Linked DNA regions of Homo sapiens: region 1 is linked to region 2. Evidence: chromatin loops called from intact Hi-C (ENCODE). Cell type or tissue: PC-3. All regions are shown on one strand. Region 1 overlaps PLPPR5 (phospholipid phosphatase related 5). Region 2 overlaps PLPPR5 (phospholipid phosphatase related 5).

What was found. Peaks named below come from ENCODE experiments on the same cell type or tissue, not always from the same donor. Only the 100,000 strongest peaks of a DNase experiment are listed, where the experiment ranks them.
Region 1: it touches region 2 in a loop (8-fold over the local background); 2 of 110 quality-filtered maps call a loop at or near these places.

What each region holds. Positions count from the first base shown.
Region 1 is chr1:98,915,713-98,923,712 of GRCh38, forward strand. It overlaps PLPPR5 (phospholipid phosphatase related 5), which reads right to left. Exons shown (of 6, transcript NM_001037317.2): 4 at 6,170-6,346. Among named protein-coding and RNA genes, the nearest start is that of PLPPR5-AS1, 85 kb to the right of the region's middle. In PC-3, no CTCF peak of the experiment used is centred here; DNase peaks (open chromatin) are centred at 4,889 and 6,309; H3K4me3 peaks cover 2,766 bases; H3K27ac peaks cover 5,387 bases.
Region 2 is chr1:98,978,956-98,986,955 of GRCh38, forward strand. All of the region lies in intron 1 of PLPPR5 (phospholipid phosphatase related 5), which reads right to left. Among named protein-coding and RNA genes, the nearest start is that of PLPPR5-AS1, 21 kb to the right of the region's middle. In PC-3, no CTCF peak of the experiment used is centred here; DNase peaks (open chromatin) are centred at 3,166 and 6,886; H3K27ac peaks cover 2,947 bases.

The DNA.
Region 1 (8,000 bases), 63 kb before region 2:
ATTTTTGGCATTGTTAAAAATACATATTCCTAAGCCCTCCCCTAAAGATTCTGATTTAGTAAATGAAGAATGGGGCCTAGGAGTTGGCACTTCAAAAATGCATTCGAGAAGCTTCTAATGCAGGTGAATCATATTTAAGAAATAATGAATTAAACATACCAGGAAGATTATTTGCTACTGTTTGCTTACACAATAAACAAGGTATTCTTGGTAAAGGTATTCTTGAGTTTTATTTTCTGTGTTTCATATTCTATTACAAATCAAAATACAGGCCTCATTTGCAGCTATAACCTAACATTCATTTTGTAAAGTACCTAATATATAATTATACATTTACATTTCATATTTTCACAAATGCTACACTGAAAAGCCTTTTCTTTCATAGAGTTCATTACTGAATATCTTCAAAGGCCAATTAGATCAATTAGATCTTGGTTGCTTTCCAGTTTTTAAATAAAATTTACAAATCTACAAAATAAGAACACCTACTGAGATTTTACGTCAGAAAAATACTCCTTTGCAAATTATTATAGATTTCTTATCCTTCCACTTCCCAGAAGAACTACAGATTAGAGATATAGATCAAAGCCTGATAATTTGATACCTCAACTTTGTAGTTGCCACTTTAAAGATCTTTAAAGTAAGGGACAGTAAGGGCTTGGAGATGGATACTTGATAAAGCTACTACCTCATGATGTTACCAGCTTCATGACCCCACAAAGGTCTGACAGATACTGACTGTTCTAGAGATAAGGTAAGCAAATTTTGTCTGTAAAAGGAAGACAGTAAATATTTTTGGCTTTGCAGCCTTACAACCTTTGCAGCAACTATTCAACTCCACCTTTTTGGTGCAAAAATAGCCACGGACAGTTTATAAACAAATGGGAGTGTCAGTATTCAAATATAACTTTCTTTACAAAGATAGGCAGCAGATCAAATTTGGTCTGTGGGCTGCAGTTGGCTGACTGACCACTGCTCTAAAATACAAAGGATATAATCAAGAATTTTGGCCAACAATAACAACGATGATTATTCTTCTTACTCTTAGTATTTTAATTATTAGGAAAGAAATTACCTAATCCTCTGTAGAGTTATATTCCAATATTTAATAAGTCTTGTCTGCTAACATTTACGATGTGGAACAGAGGTCTTGTTTGTAAAAATGGTGATAAGAAAAAGTGAGGGACATGGTTTTTGATCCTGAACATGCCTGAGTCTATACATTATCAGACAGTTCTCCGAGTCTCAGTTTTATCAATTAGAAAACGAAGAGGTTGCAATAGATCACTAAGTTAACGTCATTTCTTTGGCTGGCAAAGGTATGACAATTCAACAACTACTCAAAACTAAACTCAAGATCTGCCCCCTCCAGCACCCACTCCAAACTTGATCTCTTCTCTGGACACGTTCAAGGAAAGGCAACATGCCACCCCACTCCCCAACACCCACCTCCGCCCCAGTGCAGATTCACAAGGCTAAAAACTTGAATTAATCCTTTACACCTCTTATACTTGACCAGTTACTGAATCTGCTCAATGTTACTTTCCAAATATCTTGGTACCTAAATATCTTGATTTCTTATATTTGCTTCATTTTATCTCCTCCACCAACTCCAAAAACGAAGCAACTACCACCTGTTGCCTGGATTCCTACACAGCTTTCTAAACTATCTCTCTAAATCTAATCTTGGCCCCTCTATTTCCACCATAATGTGAGAATGATCTTTCCAAATGCAAACTGGATTATGTTACCCCCTTAAAGCCATTCATGGCTTGGCTTTCCGTTTTTCTTAATGTGTAAACTCTGGCCCAGCCCCACTTTTGCAGCCTTCCTTCTCTGTTTTCAAAACACTTTCTGTTACCTTTCACTTCCTGCTGTTTAGATACTCCTCACCTCCACTGTCTTTGGATGCCATACCTAACTCAGCCATGATATCTCGTCTCAGCTTCACTTCCTCGTGGATGCCTTCCTTGAACTCCTAGCTGGGATGGTTTATTTTGTTTTTGTTTGTTTGCTTTTTGCTTACATGGAGCTGTGATTATTTTTATCAGAGCACTTAGTATGAAATTAAACATCATTTAAAGTAATACTTTGATTGATGTGTCTCTTCCAAGTTCCACAAATGCAAAGATGCTCTTTTTTGCTCACTGCTGTGTTCACACTGTCACAGTGAGGGATCAGATTAATGAATGAGCAAGCATCTAGGACAGAAATTCTCAAATTTTCTGATGTGCTTATATAATTTAATGTTACTTTGCTTTCAGACGTTCTGGTTTTACATTAGTGACTTCCGCATGTATAATTCTTGTAATTCTATTCTCTCCTACCAAGATGATATGAGTAAATCATCACTGCATATATATTTTCTTTTTCCTGTCATGATGATAACTTAATCTGATCCATTCTTGTTCATTTTCACTCTTTGTTGGCAAATGAAACATCATTATTGCATGGGGTTAAGTGCATGGGCTTTGGGGTCAAACTGGTCTGGATCATAATCCTGGATCTCTCAGTTACTAACTTTGTAAACATGGGCAAGTTACTTTATATAATCAGGCTTCAATTTTTTTAAACCTGCAAAATGAAGACAATAAAAACATTTCACTGAGCTGTTCTGAGGGTTAATTGCATTAATGTAGTAAAGAGCACAATAACTATTATTGTTGTATATGATAACATGACAAACTATTTTTGTGGCTCAATAAACTTGAGCTCTTCTGCCTGACACTGTCATAAATATCATAATCAATCTAAAAATAGTGTTCAAATAGTATTTGCCTTGTATTTTGCTAAGTATGGTGATTCTGCGCTCTAACCTGAAACAAAATGCCCATGAGATAAGAGTAATACAATTAACACAGCACATAATTCCTTATTAAATTATAAGAGGACAGACTGAAAGAGTGGTAGAAATTCAGGAAAAAATGGAAAAATCAGCCAATCAGGGAAACTTCCTGGGGAAATTGGATCTTGTCTGAGCCAAATCTCAAATGTGTAAAGGGTTTGAATATAGTCATCAAACGTGAAGACCGTGGTATTCAGTGTCTTGTCTGCACTAGGCTTCACTTCTTACATGTGTGATTTCACTTAATCCTTAAAAGAACTCTGGGAAGTAAATAAAAAATTCTTTAATCATTCCTTCATGTATTAATTCATTCGTCATATATTTATTCAGTACTTCCTCTGTACCAGACCTTGTTCTAGTTATTGGGGATATGCTGTGAACAAAACAAAGAAAAAGACTTCACAGGGAGCTTACATTCTAGTGGGATTGATAGCAAAGCAAAACCAAAAATGCTCCATATGGTATACTGCACAGTAATTTATTACACATTAGTTAATATTACATATTAAAAGTTGGAATATCCTTTGTAGAAAAGTAAAGTAAGGAATAAGGAAAGGAATCCTCAAGGAGGAGAAGTCATTTTAAACATGGTTCAGAGAAGGCCTCACTATTTTAGTAAGAAGCAATAATGTCTACAATTCAAAAGTTATGGTCAGAGAGCAAAGATACAAGACATGGAAGAAATATTTTTATAGTGGAAATTAACCTGGCCTAAATGAATCACTGGTGTGTGGAATGAAACAGGAGAATGAGCCAAAGGCAAATGTTAGGCATTGAGTCTGGGTGACTGGGTGGTCTGGGTTCCTTTAACTGAGACATAGAGACCTGGAGTAGATTAGCATTAATTTTATTTTGGAATCACTTTAGAATTCTGCACACACTGCAAGATAATTAGAAACACCCTAGGATATTACAACATATTACAGGCCAGAGCTGGAGTTACTGCTCAGAATAAATGTGTTGAGTTTCCCAAATGAGAAAACTGGGAATCATCATAGAAGGCTCCCTGTGCCTCGTCCACATCACCTTCCATGTTCCACCAGGCTCCAAACCATTCCACCTCCTAAATATCCTGGAGGACATGATGGATATCCTCCCTCTTTGTGCCACTGAGGGCCAATTTGCACCATCCTGTTTCCCTGGTTCTGCATAACCCATCTCTTCTATCCTCAACTTTGTCTTATTGTCCTGCAAATACATTTTCAAAACACAAATCTTACGTAGGGTAAAAGGAACTGAGAGGAAGCAAACTATAGTTTATGGAACTTTTTCCAGTCATTCATGTCACAAATTCGCTGAACATGCACTATTTTGTTTAACCTTTATAGAGCCTTATAATGATCCTTTAGGGAGGCTGTTATTTAGCCACATTTAAATAACACACCTATAGGCATTCACATTCATAAATGGCTGTGAATGAATGCATAAATGCATTTTTAGTTATTATATAGTCAGTTTTTACATATAATCCTTTCATGAAGTCATTTTCCTGAGAGTATGGGAATGTTCAAAGGGCTATCATGAAACGTTCTCAACCTGTGCAATTGGAGGGTCTTGAGCTCAAGGGGGATCCAGAGCTCAGCTCAACATTCACCAGACAGGGAAGTGACTTGGAAGGCACCAGCATTCTGAGGTTGGCCTTGTAAGGTAAGGTGTTCACTGGAAGTATAGGGAAGGTGGCAATAGCGACAGATAAACAAGAAGGCTGATGAGATGCCAGTGAAGATGTTATGGACCCGCAGAGCTGAAATACAGTTGCATCTGACACCAGTGCTTTGAAATTTTGGCTACTTGTATGCTCTTGGCTTTGCCTATACTATTTTTTAAGGATTTATGTAAAGTTTGTTGTTGGTTTTGCTTTTTGAATGTTAACCAGTTTCAACTGTGGTGAGTCAATGCAAAAAAAAAAAAAAAAAAAGTTTTTGGTTCAAGCCAGGGCCCCAGTTCTCACGAGGCTACAGGATATCTCCAGGAAAGACAGAAGGTTGAGTCTAAGTCTCCCAGGGACCTTGGGAATCACAGAGAGTGGTATCACCAAAAAAAAAAAAAAAAGCAGCACAGGATGAGGTCATGGTGACTACTTTACCGCAGGAGATTCTAGAGGAAATAACTTATTTAAAATGCCCAGTACATAAATTATGTTTCAACATTTGGTAGCTGGAAAGATTCACTGAAGTGTTTGCTTACTGATTATTAACTAGTAAAATGAGGCTAATAAAGTTAAGTTACATGTAAGGGCAATTTAAATGTAATCAAAATGGACATAAAGTATTTTTTAAATTATAATGTGTCAATGCAAAAATATGTTTTGATTCATAGTCTACACATTGTTTCATTTGGGTAAAATGTGATATACTCATAATGATTAGTGCACATGAATAGAGGGAAGTTCAGGCTGTTTATTATATACTCATACTTATAAAATGTTATACACTCACAACTTATACTATACTTTAAGAGTATAATCAGATTTTATGGTATAAACATCAGTAAGTATTTGGTACTGATAATAAGTCAGAAAAATACTTAGAAATGCATACAAACCCTTGACTATTGCCTCTGGTTAAATAAATAATAATGAATTCTAAAGTCAGACTAAAATACATTTTCCAACAACCAAAACCTATGGAAATAGTCCTAGAAGATTTTATAATAAGAGTATAAATGGAATGCTTACTTCATTAGAAGTCACTGTGTATGCTCTTTACTATGCGGTGAAATATGATTTGACATGGTATGGTCTTAGAAACTATTCATGAGTTTTTAGTTACTGATGTAAAATGCCTCATCTCACAGGTGAGGCTGACCTGCTAGCACTGGGACATGGAGGCTCAGGGAGAGTACAGCAGGGACTCACTAGGGGACTTTGGGATTCTCTCAATACCCCAGCATGCCAACTTCCCTGAGGAATCTTTAAAAAATATCCAAACCAGTCCTGAAACTCGCCTATAACATTTTTTAAGGATTTATATAAAGTTTGTTATAAATCCTTAAAAAATATTATAGGCAGTTTTTACCCAGTCTTAAAAACTATTTGGGAGGGACAGTATGTTTTTAGGCCAGCTCTATTTTATATGAAAATATATTGTTCAACTTTAAGCATAGGATTTGTATTTTTTTCATCCCCAAACCTGACTTGTGGCAGAACAAATGGGGGAGGAGGAAGAAATGAATGACTTAAATGATTTGTTTTATATACTTAAATGAATGATTTGTTTGATATACTACATTTAGACAAACCCAGTGATTCACACTTGTATTTTCTCATGGTGATTATGCAAGTTAATTAAAAACCCAATGATATATAAATAAATTTGTACTTACCAGAAATACTGCTATAGATATTCCAACCAGAAAGCCTGCTATAACATCTGACCAATGATTTCGATATTCTGCTACTCTGTTGAGTCCAGTAAGAAATGCCAAACACATTAAGCCCAAGCATAGAACTGGCTTAGCAAGTCTGGTTCCCTTGGCTTTGATTGTGTTGGTGATGTACATCTGAAACATTCAATAAAAAAAATGACTTTTCATGAAGGTATTTCCTTTATTAGCATAGCATATTATGTGTATGTACAAACATATATTTATAGACATATATACGCCTGTATGATTCAAATCATTAACTGGAGTTTATGAAGTTTTTGAAATCAGTTTCTTAAAAGCAGAATTCAAGAGTAGCAATTATTTTGTTTTACTTACCTCGTATGGCAATCTCTTACAAATGGCCAATTCTTAGCATAACATTCTTAATCATCTAGAAACACCAAGCACAGATAGTCCAACTGTCTTTTTTTCTTTTTATTCTTACTGTATCCATTCTTGTTTTATCTGAATTTTCATTTTAGATCAACCTCAACAATATTATTAGCAGGGGGAAGCTGTTGAAGTGTTTAAGTGTTTTTAATGTTTCCATTTGTGTATGCCATATTTAGAGGACACATACTTGATAAAAACCAGCATTATGAATACAGCTAGAAAAAATAAAGTGGAATAGATTTCTACCAAACAGATGTTACTTTGAAGGAAGACTTTAAGATTCAATGCAATGCCGAGGTTGCTTTCATGTTGTTAAATGAAATTGTGAAATTACTTTGTTTAACTACATTTTATCAGCCAGAATTAGGACAATAAAACACTTAAGTAGGCCGGGCGCGGTGGCTCACTCCTGTAATCCCAGCACTTTGGGAGGCCGAGGCGGGCAGATAATGAGGTCAGGAGATCGAGACCATCCTGGCTAACATGGTGAAACCCCATCTCTACTAAGAATACAAAAAATCAGCTGGGCGTGGTGGCGGGCACCTGTAGGCCCAGCTACTAGGGAGGCTGAGGCAGGAGAATGGCATGAACCCAGAAGGCGGAGCTTGCAGTGAGCTGAGATCGTGCCACTGCACTCCAGCCTGGGTGACAGAGCGAGACTCTGTCTCAAAAACAACAACAACAACAAAAAAAAACCATAAGTACGATAAGGGAAATGTGTCAACTAAAAACAAAACAAAACAGTGAATAGGTACCTACATTTCTGGCATCTGGACTTATGCTAATGAACATATGGTGTCAATTGATTGCAGCAAATGAAATGTCATGAGCCACTACGCTCAAGAATAATTTGGTCCTTCCCCCATCTAATGTATTCTATAGCTCAACTGCTCATAAGTTTATGTATTATTTTATAAGCAAATTTGTTGACTGTATTCAATTATTATTTCAAGTCATGAGTAGAGCAATTGTAAAAGAAATGACTTTGATAATATAATCAGATTTTATGGTATAAACGTCAATAAGTATCTGGTATTGATAATATACTCAGAAAAATTCTTAGAAATGCATATATACCATTAACTATTGTCCCTGGTTAAATAAACAATACATCTGCCTAAGAGAGTAAACCAAAATGAAAATTTAAGTTTTTAGTTCATACCTGCCATTTTAGAACACTATGAAATCCAGTAATTATCTTCTCTATTTTTTTTTTTCTGGGCAGTTTGCAGCCCTTGTAGCTGCCAAAAGGGGCTGTATAAATATGTAAGCAGTCCAAGTGATACAAGGCATCTCTCTAGCCAAGTTCTAGCCTTTTACAATCCATCCCAGGTCTCAATACTCTGGGGCAGGGGGAGCTGAACTGTCTCCATCTTGGCCTGTGACCTTCGGAGCT
Region 2 (8,000 bases):
ATCCTGTCATTGAGTTGCTAAAACGCATGTTCTCAGAGAAGGCTTCTCTATATCCTGAGTTCAAATTGATTATTTTCTTCACTGGGCTACCCAGCATTTCACCTGATACTCATTTATACGTAAAACAGTGACTGAGTACCTCCCAGGTCCCAGGCATTCTTCTAGGTACTGGAGTGAATTTTTGAAAGTTTAGCTTCTCATTTAGGTTATTTCTGTATGATTTTTATGTTGACTGTAAACTTCCTGAGGTCAGAAGAGCCCTTCTAATTTCTTCAGAGCAGTTTTCTTGTTCTTTACTCACTGCAAAGTACTTAACAAAGGTTTAAAAATGCCAGGGTTATGTTCTAATTTAAGCTCTGCTACTGTTTTGGTTGCATGACTGTGAGCAAGTCTAATTTTTTAAGCCTCAGTTTTATCATCTCTAAATGACTGCAATATCCATGCCATTTGATTATTGTGAGCTATTCTCTAAGTGATAGAGCCTATACAAACGTAAGGGGCTATGTTGTTGCTATTATAGACATCACATTATTATTTAATATATGAATGCTAGGATGAATGTTCTGCACTTAGCTTCTGTATTAGCAAATGTAAGGTCAGATTGTTTGGTTCCATATCAAGGCTTTCATAATTATATTACCTCACATCTGTTGCTCAGACTCTCCTTAGAATCAATTTCTGGTCCCAGGTTGCAGATTTCTGCCTCCTGCGATGGATTTCTGGCCTCCAACTGCTGGTAATCTGATGTGGGGCTGCCAAGCTCTGCAACCCAGATCGTGTGCCTGGGATCTCATCTCACCACCATGTTCTATACTTTTCCCTCTCTTGACTTTGAATCTGACCAGCCTGCCTCATCTTACTAAGGTATCTTTTCTCAAATTCACCACATCTTTGCTTCTTCCAGACTGCCATGCTCTGCCTTGCCTCTCAGCATCCTGGTTCCAGGCTGCCCTCATATCCGTAACTCTGGCTCAGCACTGCTCTCTCATGTCTAAGTGACCCTCTATTAGAGCTATCTTTCTGATGCCTGACTGCCTGCCCATAATCCAAGAAGCCATCTTTATCTTGGTTTTCCTGGTCCTAAATGCACTACTGGTTTCTGTGGCAGTCTCTATAACCAAACCCACCTCAGGCATCAGGGATGCTCTAGACCCTTTTTCTCCTGAAAGAAGCAACAAAATATTGTGATCTGTCTGAATCTTCAGTTTCCTTCTTCCTATGCCCAGGTTTTGTGGCTTGACCTGCCTATATACTGCCAAAGCTTTTACTACTTTTGTTCCTCATAGTGTGTTCTTGCCATGCCATTAACATGACTGCTTTTACCTGCTTCCTTTGCAAACTTTTATGTGTTTTCTCTTTCAAACTCCTTTAAGTTCTCTCTCATAAGCGAAAGAAGTCAAGACTCTAGTACACTCATATCATAAAACTTATGCAAATCCAATTAATCCAATCAAAACTTATTTGTGTAAAAGCCTGTCTTATGTGCTCTTTGAAGTCATTTCCCATGAATGGAAATCTTAATTAGATGACTAAATTTAGAAGGATAGTGCATCTTGCAAGAAAACCAAGCACATTTAATCCTTAATAGTATAAACTGGAAAAACCTGAGTTTTACCTACCAGGAATAGTACTGTTCGACTTCACATTAATTACAATCAGTGTTTTTCTGAAAGAACTGCAGTATCATATCCTCAAATTTATAGAGCAATATATAGGTGTATATGTTACACTTTAATTTTCAATTTATAGTGAGAAGATTGAAGACATGTATTATACAGGTGAACACACCTGTTATGCAATTTAGAAAATACAAGTCAAGGTGAATTAATTATAGAAGCAAAACATAGAAAGAGAAATAAAAATAAACTTGCCAAGTTGAATTTTAATTCTATATTTCCAACACAAACTTTCATAATTGCACAAATATTTATCTTTTAGCATTGTCCATGATGCAAATAACAGTTTAACATCAGGTAGCATGTTTGTGACAAAAGTTAACTTCTTAGTAACCATCTAATCAAAAATGCATTTCACAGTATTAATTTTTATTTCAAAGTGAGAAAAACCCAAGAATTCTGCAACACACTTAGCAGCTGAGATCCATGTGCTAAATATTGCCCTAGATTCCTTAAAACTCTAAACCAATATTATATTTTTTCTCTTTAGTTTACTAAACTAAAATTGGTCACAGAAATAGAATTACTTGTGCGAGAGAGGTAGATTTAGAGGCCCCATTTTGCAGATAAAGAAAGTGAGGGTAAGATGTTAAATTGTGTATTACAGGTTTACCTCTTCAAGCTGGTAAAGGAATCTTGACTTCAACCTCTCAGTATCATTGTAATACATTTTTGACTCAACAGCTTTATGTTCTGAACCTAGCTACCTCTGTGCTATACACCTTCCCAGTCTAGGCATTGTTGTAGTTCCTTCAACCTACCAAGCTTTCTTCAGCCTAAACAACTTTGCATGCTGTTTGCTGAGAACACTCGTCCTTCACTTCCGTGACTAGCAACATCACCTCCTCTCAGAAACCTTCTCTTTCATGATTGCCTCTTCCATTTTTCTCACTCCACTCCACCTCATTCCACTTCCAGTTATGCATACCTCCATCAGGATTAGTTAAAAATATACTAATACAGGGATCCTTTCTTCTATCTCTGACTATCTAGAACCCATTACACACAGACAGACTTGTCCAAGAAACACTTGGTAAATGTTTTTAATAACTATATGAAGGAATGAATTACTGAATACTAACTTAAGCATGCTTAAGTCATTGTGCTTTAACACGATTGCTAATAGGCCATTTCATTTTGAACCCATATGATAAGGGGAGAAGCTAATTTGCACTTGTTTGATATTTCACAAATTAGGAAATCCTGAATTTCAATGAACAGTATCTATAAACAACAAAATCCTAATATTATTTTATCTGTTCTGCCTGAAGTTAATTGAAGTTGTAAGTGATTGCCTGCCCAAGCAGCACCGAATCTTCCTTTACTCATTAATGTCAATCTCTAAAGTACCACTAATTTTTATCACTCTCCAAGGAAAGAAACTTTTCTCAAAAATAGTTCCATGTATTGAGTCAAATGTTTCAACTCTTACTCTATGATTACTGATGAAAATGTACAGAGTATGATTCAGAGATCCTGAGTGACAATAAAATCATGACTCATCTCATTTAGAAACTCTGCCAGCTATCTGAATGCACCATGAGAACAACATCCAAAAAAGTGTTCTAATTTTATCATATATACACGTTTTCAGATGTAAATTTTACTGGCGGTGTTAGGTAAAATTTATAGGATGCCAATGGTTTGGACTGAGCTCCTGCACTAGGCCCAGTGAACCAAACCAAAATGGAGTCACTCATACTAACATTCCATGTCATCAAACAGAAACTAAGTTGTTTATCTGACCTTCCAAGAAATCAGAAGTTAATAGCCAATTAATAGCCAGAAGAGTTAATGGCCAATTCCTCAAACAAGCCAGTTTTAGCTGGCAGGATAAGGAAGTCCCTTCTGCTTTAACCTTTATACAGAAAGTAGCTTTGAAACAACCAATCTGCTTTTTGTTTTCTATTTCTGCTTTCTTCGGCCCTTTTCTTTCCATAAAACCAACCTCCTCTGCCTAGCTCGTTGGAACACTCATTCTATTTTATAGAATAAAGTGTTGCCAGATTCCAGAATCACAAGTAAAAGCCAATTAAGATCTTTGAATTAAATGTGTTGTAATTTTGTCTTTTGACAGTTCTTGCAACCTAAGGGACCTGAATATCACTGCTGACAACTCCAGAGATCTCTTGAGGAAAGCAGGAGAGGCACTGCTGACCCTTTTGAGGTCCCCTGTCTTCCTCATGGAGCCCCAAGGGTTGTAAGTTCCTCTTAGGTAGGACTCTGATCTTTTTGCATCAACCCGCTGTTTTTATGGGCTTTTGAAGCCAGACTTAGTTTGTTCTGTGAGAAGACATTTGACCTTGGATTAGGTACCAAGAGTTAGTTTGTGCTGCGAGAGAGCGCATAACCTTTGGGTTTGGGGTGGCTGAGGAGTCACTGGTAAGAGCTGCAGTTTTAAAGCTAACTGATAGCTGTTGCAGTAAGTGCTTATTACTGCAGAGGGCATAAACTCCATTTTTTTTTTTATTATACTTTAAGTTTTAGGGTACATGTGCACATTGTGCAGGTTAGTTACATATGTCAACATGTGCCATGCTGGTGCGCTGCACCCACTAACTCGTCATCTAGCATTAGGTATATCTCCCAATGCTATCCCTCCCCCCTCCCCCCACCCCACAACAGTCCCCAGAGTGTGATATTCCCCTTCCTGTGTCCATGTGATCTCATTGTTCAATTCCCACCTATGAGTGAGAATATGCGGTGTTTGGTTTTTTGTTCTTGCGATAGTTTACTGAGAATGATGATTTCCAATTTCATCCATGTCCCTACAAAGGACATGAACTCATCATTTTTTATGGCTGCATAGTATTCCATGGTGTATATGTGCCACATTTTCTTAATCCAGTCTATCATTGTTGGACATTTGGGTTGGTTCCAAGTCTTTGCTATTGTGAATAATGCTGCAATAAACATATGTGTGCATGTGTCTTTATAGCAGCATGATTTATAGTCCTTTGGGTATATACCCAGTAATGGGATGGCTGGGTCAAATGGTATTTGTAGTTCTAGATCCCTGAGGAATCGCCACACTGACTTCCACAATGGTTGAACTAGTTTACAGTCCCACCAACAGTGTAAAAGTGTTCCTATTTCTCCACATCCTCTCCAGCACCTGTTGTTTCCTGACTTTTTAATGATTACCATTCTAACTGGTGTGAGATGGGATAATCTCATTGTGGTTTTGATTTGCATTTCCCTGATGGCCAGTGATGATGAACATTTTTTCATGTGATTTTTTGGTTGCATAAATGTCTTCTTTTGAGAAGTGTCTGTTCATGTCCTTCGCCCACTTTTTGATGGGTTGTTTTTTTCTTTTTTTTTTTTTGAAATTCACATGTAATTTGAATTCTATTCTCTTAATTTCTTTTTCTTGTGCACTTAGGTAAGGGAGGCCTCAGGTTCCTGAGTCAGACAGAAACTGGAATATCACTAGCTAAGCTGCTCAAGTGTATCTCAAAGCCAAAGCCACAACTTGACTGGTGGGCTCAGTTCAGGAACTTAAGAACTACTAAAGCAGCCTGGCAACAGAAAATAAGACTATTATGTTAGGATAAGCTGGACATGGAACAGGGCAGTGCCCGCCAGCATCAAGAGAGTGTCTATGCAATGAGATACCCTGCCAAAGCATTACATGACCCAACCCTGCAGTCTTTCCCTCCTAGGATCTTATATTTGTTCTAAGGGAACCAAGATTCAATGTAAAAATGGGATCCTTAATTTCTAAAGAACTGAGTACACCCCCTTCCAGCTATGCTTGCCTTTTACATGTATAAGTATTTGTCCCTGGAAGCTTCAAACGCTTACAAAAATGGTGAAATCTTACCAAAGGTAATTTAGAATTAAAGTGGCCATTATGTAGAATGTTCCAGGTGAACAACACAGAACTTTACAGAGTGCATCTAAAATTGAGGACTCTCAAATTAAGCCCACTCAGGAACACCTATCTTGTGCAGAAGCTTCTAAAAAGATTTCAAAACATTTTATTGACTCTTTAAAAATATTCTTTTGCAAAGGTGAATAAAAATCTTAAGTGACTAATTGATAAGAAAATTTGAATCTATTAACCTTTTCCCTTAGTTACTATCCTATCCCAAAAGTGAAAAGAAATCTAAGATGTTTATAAAGGTTAGGACCTCAGGTAGAGCAGGTTTCCTTCTTTTTCAGAGGTATCCATGCTGAGTCCAGGCAAAGAAAATACTTTCTTTGATCTATTTGTTAATAGGTTCCACCCTGAAGTTGGTAATCTAGTAAGGAAACAAGCTAAGTTGAAAAAAAACTACCTAGCTAACTAAATTTGTCTCCAAAATATATCTTTCTTGTATTGAGCTGGCTATGTAAAAACTCTTCATAAAAATTTGTATCTATAAGAAAAACCACTCAAAATCCTTACAACAGAAAAGCTCATTGGTCTCAACAAGCCTGACCTTTGACCATTTTGTCTTAACTTGGCTTCCTACCTACACCTTTTCTTGTTTGGGATGAAGGAGCTCTTAGAACAATAGATGACGGCTGTCTAGGTTTGGTGAAGTCTCCTCTCCTTTAATAAAAGTTAATTGTCCCTGATTGCTGGAACATCCTAGGGAGAGGATTGATAATAACTGAGTTCCTCTGGGATGATCTGTCTTTAGGCAGATAAGGGGAATTCAGAAAGCTCCACCTTGCATTATGCTGTTTTTCAGGTGCCCTCAAACTAATCAACAGAGTCACGTGCTGCATAATAACATTGTGGTCATTGATTGACTACACAGATGACTGCGGTTTCAAAACCTTTTTGGTGGAGCTGAAAAATTCCTTAGTGATATTATACCATCATAACATTGTAGCACAACTACTTTATTTTTTAAAATAAATTTAGTGTAGCCTAAATGTACAGTGTTTATGAAGTCTACAATAGTGTACAGTAATGTCCTAGGCCTTCACATTCACTCGTCTCACTCTCTGAATCACCAGAGCAATTTCCAGTCCTGCAAACCCCTTTCATGATAATTGCCCTATACAGGTGTACCATTTTTTAATCTATTATACCATATTTTTACTGTACCTCCTCTGTTTAAATATGTTTATATACACAAATACCACTGCGTTACAACTGTCACAGTTTTGAGTATAGTAACAAGCTGTACACATTGGTACATAGCCTAGGAACAACAGATTATTCCATATAGCCTCATTGTATACACATTATGCCATTTAGGTTTGTGTAAGTACACTTCATGATGTTTGCACAATGACAAAATCACCTAACAATACATTTGTCAGAAAGTATCCCTGTTGTTAAGGGACATATGACTGTATACAATGCAACATATTTTGAGGTGGCATTTCCTGAATTCCTTCAATGGCTAGTTTGTTTAAGGAACAACTGAAGTATAATTGTTAAGAATGAGTAAATTTGGAGAATGTTAATGGGATAAAAGTTTACAAATGCACTTGTCACCGTTTCAAAAATATTTTTTCAGTAACTTGAAATCTTAAAGTCACATTATATTAAATTAAGTAATGGATATTTATGAAACATCTGAGTCATTTCTAAGTTAGCTATAATACTAAAACATTAATTGCTGAACATATGTTTAAAGTATATATACTTTGGCATCTTATTTTTATATGGTATGGAGAAGCTAAATATATTTAGGTATGTTAGTAAACATGAAAAAATTGTTCTAGAGGAAACACATAATTTTAAAAATTATAAAATGTACTAACATTCATAAAATGTTAGTATAAGACACGGAGTTCAAAATTGCTTAATTCCCAGGTTTTCACTAAAACTTAAGGTTACTAGGAATTTAAAATTCTAATTAACATATGGTAACTAAAAGTAGAAATAATAAGGGGAACAACTCTGGATGTGAGAAAAGTAAGGCTTTTTTTAATAAAAGAAGTTGTAAAGTATAAGGATATATTTTTGTTAAAGGAATAAGGGAATAATCTTTGTTCCAAAGTAGAGTGGTTATTCCAAAATGAGAAAATAGGAAAAGTATAGGCCAAAAACTGAATGGATAAGAAAACTGTAGAATATTTGTGGAAGACGAATCTTGTGAAAAGAATTTTATGCGTGATAAAGCTGGCTAAAATTAGAAGGTAACTCTTTATGTTTTTCTAAATAGGGAACATTACACATCAAAAGTACACTGATGCAAAATTAAAATTTGGTCCTCTGTTACAATGACAAGGTTTTCTTGGAGAGTTGATCTGCTCTTAATAGAAAATAGTGAAATGGGTGTTTTTTTTAACCTTTTAGGTAATTGGCCTAGGAAACAGGGATTCTCTGCTATCAAGATGATTCCCTATGCTTCAAATTTTCTTTATTAGTTCTTT